Regions from separate parts of the Homo sapiens genome. Here region 1 is linked to region 2. Evidence: chromatin contacts called from ENCODE Hi-C or POLR2A ChIA-PET data. All regions are on one chromosome and are shown on one strand. Each heading gives the region's core, a stretch centred on a gene start or an enhancer-like site at or near the end of the contact. The rest is flanking DNA. Distances are from core to core; before and after follow the strand shown.

Evidence for each region. A loop is a pair of places that touch in the nucleus more often than their neighbours do. ChIA-PET counts read pairs that join two places held with the same protein, here RNA polymerase II (POLR2A). Pooled maps may share reads with other maps.
Region 1: a loop to region 2 is called in a map of sigmoid colon, with 2.7 times the contacts of the local background. The contact joins two enhancer-like sites. A Hi-C loop is called at or near these places in 4 of 168 maps with a recorded cell type or tissue (DLD1, astrocyte of the cerebellum, endothelial cell of hepatic sinusoid and 1 more) and 4 of 50 pooled maps. POLR2A ChIA-PET finds 5 or more read pairs at or near these places in 1 of 52 experiments (H1).

What each region holds. Positions count from the first base shown.
Region 1 is chr1:235,081,975-235,084,674 of GRCh38, reverse strand. No RefSeq gene overlaps it. Among named protein-coding and RNA genes, the nearest start is that of LINC01348, 14 kb to the right of the region's middle. RefSeq lists an enhancer at 1,593-2,115. Within about 2 kb of position 1,419, at least 37 of the 41 ENCODE cell types and tissues checked have a DNase peak (open chromatin) inside an H3K27ac peak, as active enhancers do.
Region 2 is chr1:234,822,521-234,825,220 of GRCh38, reverse strand. All of the region lies in intron 2 of LOC107985365 (a long non-coding RNA gene), which reads left to right. Among named protein-coding and RNA genes, the nearest start is that of LINC02961, 64 kb to the right of the region's middle. Within about 2 kb of position 1,365, at least 2 of the 41 ENCODE cell types and tissues checked have a DNase peak (open chromatin) inside an H3K27ac peak, as active enhancers do.

The sequences.
Region 1 (2,700 bases), core at 170-2,669, 260 kb before region 2:
CCTGGGTTCAAGTGATTCTCCTGCCTCAGCCTCCCGAATAGCTGGGACTACAGGTATGCGCCACCAAGCCCAGCTAATTTTTGTATTTTTAGTAGAGACAGGGTTTTACCATATTGGCCAGGCTGGTCTCGAATTCCTGACTGTATGATCCACCCACCTCGGCCTCTCAAAGTGCTGGGATTACAGGCGTGAGCCAGCGTGCCCAGCCTTGTATTTCTTAGGTGAATAGATTTTGATTTGCAGAATTCAAAAAGGAATGCGAGTGAAGTAGGTGAAACAATAAATTTAGCTTGGAGGATCCTATGAGCCTTCCCCCTGGTGTGCTGGTCACAGCTGGTTTTGCCCAGCGCCCTTTTGTCCTCTTTGTCCTCTGCTCTCCTTTGAACATCAATCAACAAGGGCCTGATGGCATTGACAGGCTTGCCCTGGTGACTGACCACGTCTCAGGTTGAAAATGTGCTTTGGCGCCTTTTACAGGACGATGGCATTTGTCCCAGTGTGTTCCAGTGAAGCGCCTCGCAGGACCTTGATAAACTTGACTGTCCGTATCCATCAAGGTGCTTGTGCATTATTCCTACAACTGGGGAGATACCTTACCCACCTCCTTGCAGATCGTTCTAGGGAAAGGTGTTTGGCCATCTGTCTGGGAGGCTGAAGACTGGCCCTTGCCACAGGCAGGGTGCTGAGAGCTGCCCCTCTGCCCAGCCTCGTGCTCCTCTGCTGAGGGGTCAGCTCAGGTTGTCTGGAGGCACTGCCCTGCGCCTGCTCCTCGAGCCGCTTGATGGCACTGTTAGAACTGGAGAAGGGAGGCAGCTTCTCCTGAAACAGTTTCCTCTGTTCTGATCGGCTCCAAACTGTCATTTCCACCCACCTCCTTCCTAACTGAACAGAACAAAATCACTTCACAGCCTGTTGCTGCTGCTCTGCTCCCCCAGCCCCGCCCCGCCATCTGGGCAAAGATTTAGTAGCCCCTGTGCCCTCTTTCCCGCACTCATGCACCCAGGCTTCCATCCTGTCTCTCTAGAGCTTTATCATCCTGTGTGTTTTGGGGGCCTCTGCGGTGCCAGGGGCTTTGCAGGCAGAGAGAAGGCCAGGAAAACCTTATAAGAACCCGGGAATCTAAAAGAGAAAGCAGAAGTGCCTGACATCCTTCTGGCCACATGACTTGTTTTCTAGAAGAAAGAAGAAAATAGCAGTGGGAGAAGGTGCTTGGGAGGAATGGAAGGAATGTGCAGAGAGGGCAGGAAATGGGGTCTCTCGGGCGGAATCTTGGCATTAGGTTGCAAGGCTTAATGTGTTCTGTTCTTGGCTTCCCAGCTGCCACTGTGTCTAAATCCCTCTCGCAGGGTCAAGGGTGGGTGGAGGCGTGGTCTGAAGGGACGCTTGCCTTCTTCTACTTGCTTTAGCCTCTTCTGGTTCTCAGTTCTGTCTCTCTCTCTCTCTGTAGCTCTGTCACCCAGGCTGGAGTGCAGCAGTGCCATCATAACTCATTGCAACCTTAAACTCCTGGGCTTAAGCAGTCCTCCTGCCAGGAGTTTACTACTGGTACATGCCATTACACCCGGCTAATATTTAGTTTTTTCGGAGGGATGGGGTCTCACTAGATTGCCCAGGCTGGTAACTTCTGGGTTGAAGCCAGATCCTCTCACCTCAATCTCCCAAAGTGCTGGGATTACAGGCATGAGCCACCACACCTGGCCTCTCTTTCTTTTTTTTTTGCAGTGGGGGGTGGGGGTGGCTGGTGGGGAGGAGGACAGAGTCTCACTCTGTAACCCAGGCTGGAGTGCAGTGGCACGATCTCGGCTCACTGCAACCTCCGCCTCCCGAGTTCAAGCCATTCTCCTGCCTCAGCCTCCTGAGTAGCTGGGATTACGGACACGTATCACCATGCCCAGCTAATTTTTTTATTTTTAGTAGAGAAGGGGTTTCACCATGTTGGCCAGGCTGGTCTCGAATTCCTGACCTCAGGTGATCCACCTGCCTTGGCCTCCCAAGGTGCTGGGATTACAGGCATGAGCCACTGCGCTTGGCCCTCTCTTTTTTATTTATTTATTTATTTTTGAAACGGAGTCTCACTCTGTTGCCCAGGCTGGAGTGCAGTGGCATGATCTCAGCTCACTGGAACCTCCGCCTTCCGGGTTCAAGTGATTCTCCTGCCTCAGCCTCCTTGTTGTATTTTTAGTAGAGAAGGAGTTCCACCATGTTGTCCAGGCTGGTCTCAAATTCCTGACCTCAGGTGATCCACCTGCCTCGGCCTCCCAAAGTGCTGGGATTTTGGGCGTGAGCCACTGCGCCTGGCCCTCTCTTTTTTTATTTTTATTTTTAAATGGAGTCTTGCTCTGTTGCCCAGGCTGGAGTGCAGTGGCGTGATCTTGGCTCACTGGAACCTCTGCCTCCTGGGTTCAAGTGATTCCCCTGCCTCAGCCTCCTGAGTAGCTGGGACTACAGGCATGCATCATCACGCCCAGCTAATTGTTGTATTTTTAGTAGAGAAGGGGTTTGGTCTTGAATTCCTGATCTCAGGTGATCCACCTGCCTCAGTCTCCCAAAGTGCTGGGATTACAGGCATGAGTTTTTTTTTTTTTTTTTTTTTTGACACAGAGTCTGTCTCTGTCACCCAGGCTGGAGTGCAGTGGTGCTATCTCGGCTCACTGCAACCTCCACCTCCTGGGTTCAAGCAATTCACCTGCCTCAGCCTCC
Region 2 (2,700 bases), core at 116-2,615:
TGCATGCGCCACCATACCTGGCTAATTTTGTATTTTTAGTAGAGACAGGGTGTCACCATGTTGACCAGGCTGGTCTTGAACTCCTGACCTCAGGTCATCCACCCACCTCAGCCTCCCGAAGTGCTGGGATTACAGGTGTGAGCCACCATGACCGGCCCAGGAAGTTTTACAGATCGCTGGTAGAGGGAAAATTGGCCGGAACCCAGTCACATGGCTATGCTCAACTGCAAATAGCCTGGGAAATAGAGCCCAGCTTGCCCAGGAGGAAAGGGAAGCGGGTTTGATGAGTAGCTAGCCAGAGTTCCCTTGGAGCTAGGGGGGTCTGTGGCCATGCCCTAGAAGGAGTGATTGAGTCCCGCAGAATCCACAGTGGGTAGTTCTTGTGTCAGTGACATGTAATCTTGTCACTCTTGAGTTGTTCCCATATTAGACAATTAAAATACATTCAATGGGACGGTTTTCAAATTTTGAATAGTAAGCACACATACACTCACACACACACACACACAAAATCTAAGAACAATAAATACTTTAAAATTCTTCGGTGGGCGGATCACGAGGTCAGGAGATCGAGACCATCCTGGCTAACACAGTGAAAGCCCGTCTCTACTAAAAATACAAAAAAATTAGCTGGGCTTGGTGGCGGGTGCCTGTAGTCCCAGCTACCCAAGAGGCTGAGGCAGGAGAATGGCATGAACCCGAGAGGCGGAGCTTGCAGTGAGCCGAGATCGCGCCACTGCACTCCAGCCTGGGTGACAGAGCAAGACTCCATCTCAAAAAAAAAAAAAAAAAAAAAATTCTTCTTCCTCATTTGAACACTCTATAGTAATATTTTTGGAGTTCTGGAATTCTCTCCATTATTTAACAATCTCTTATAACTTTTATGGAGCTCTTTACAGTTAAGATCTTAGAATGCCTGTCCAGCTCACCTCATGGTTTTGTTTTTTTTAGCTGTTTGTCTTCCAAACTGTTTTCTTCAACTCTAAGGGAAGCCTGTCAGAATCTGTCCTGGTCTTCTCCGTATTCTGAAATGAAGACTGGAGGGATAAATAGAAGTTTCTGGCTTCTTTGGAAAAATGTTAATCTGGTTCTTTAATTTTGGAAGCAGGTGTCCGTGGTAAGGAAAGTGTGTGCTCTGAGGCCACCTCTGGTATGTGTGTGTGTGTTTGGGGCTGGAGGGTGTGGGGTGTCACCTGGCCAGAGCATTGAACCTCTTATTGTCTCCATTTACACAATGAGGATAATAACAGCAACCTCACAGATGGTAGTGAGGTGTAGGGGAAGCAGTGCCTGATGTATGGTAGGCATCAAAACTGGTAAGTGTTGTTATTCCTATTGTTAATGCCAGAGTCAAGGGGCTCAGACATGGCTCGGGATGTGTGGGTAGAATTTATACGTAGGGATAAGAATCTGTACATATAAATGCAGAACAAAGGTGTGGTCGGGGGTGCTCTCCCGCTGGCCCGCTCCCTGAAGGGCTTCTATTGGGGGTGTCTCCGAGAGTCCTCCCTTGTAACAAACCCTGTATGCCCTCCAGCCCTCGCTGCACAGTGACTCAGTTTCCTCTGTGATAAAAGGGGATTCGACTACAGTTCTAAACTTGCCTGTAAAACACATTGAGAGCTTTGAAATAAAGGTGGTATTTAGTGTGAGTTCAAAGCGTTATGTAATTATTTTATTGCCCCTTTTATTCCTGAGTTTTTTTTCTGTTTGCTCTGCTTACAAACCCAAGCTACAGCCATAAAACCACTTTTATGCCAGCGCCTTTCACACACATTGTGTACCAACCGCACATCGCCATCAAGGTGCAAAGTGCTCAGGAGGATGAGCATGGAGAAGCAGAACAGGAGCGCCAGCAATTTCCGCCTAATTGAGGCCATTACTGTGCACTGTCACTGAAACTGGGTCATGGTTGATGGTTTTTTTTTTTTTAGCTATCCAAATGACCAGCTTCTGTCTCGTGAATTGGATTAGCTTGCTCATGGGGGACCTGTTAGTAAGGATGGCCCCCAACATCAAATCAATTCTGTTTCTCAAGCCATCATTCTTTCTTGCAGGTTCAGAGCCTATGTCCTGCCACCATTCTTTCCAGAGTCCCATTACCTGAAACCATAGGATTTTTTTTTTGTTTTTGTTTTTGTTTTTGAGATGGAGTCTGTCTCTGTAGCCCAGGCTGGAGTGCAGTGGCATGATCTAGGCTCACTGCAACCTCTGCCCCCCAAGTTCAAGCAATTCTCTTGCCTCAGCCTCCCGAGTAGCTGGGACTACAGGTGCAAGCCACCACACTCAGCTAATTTTTGTATTTTTAGTAGAGACAGGGTTTCACCATGTTGACCAGGCTGGTCTCGAACTCTTGACCTCGACCTCCCAAAGTGCTGGGATTACGGGTGTGAGCCACCGTGCCTGGCCTTGAAACCATATGATTAAAGAAGCTTTGAGTTGGAAAAGACCCTAGGGGTCTGCTGATGTCACCGCCCACCCAGGTGGAAGTCCCTTTTACAGCATCCCACGTGGACAGTGGCACAGCCTTTGCAGCAAACACAGGGTCCACCCTCACTATGTGGAGAGGCCTCCCATCCTATCATTGGGTGGATGTGGTTGCAAAATGCTTTTCCTTACGCCAACAGAAACGTGACTAAACTCAGGTGAGTCCCAGAGAGCAGGAAAGGCTTCGAAAGCTCTGTCAGTGTCGGGCCTCTT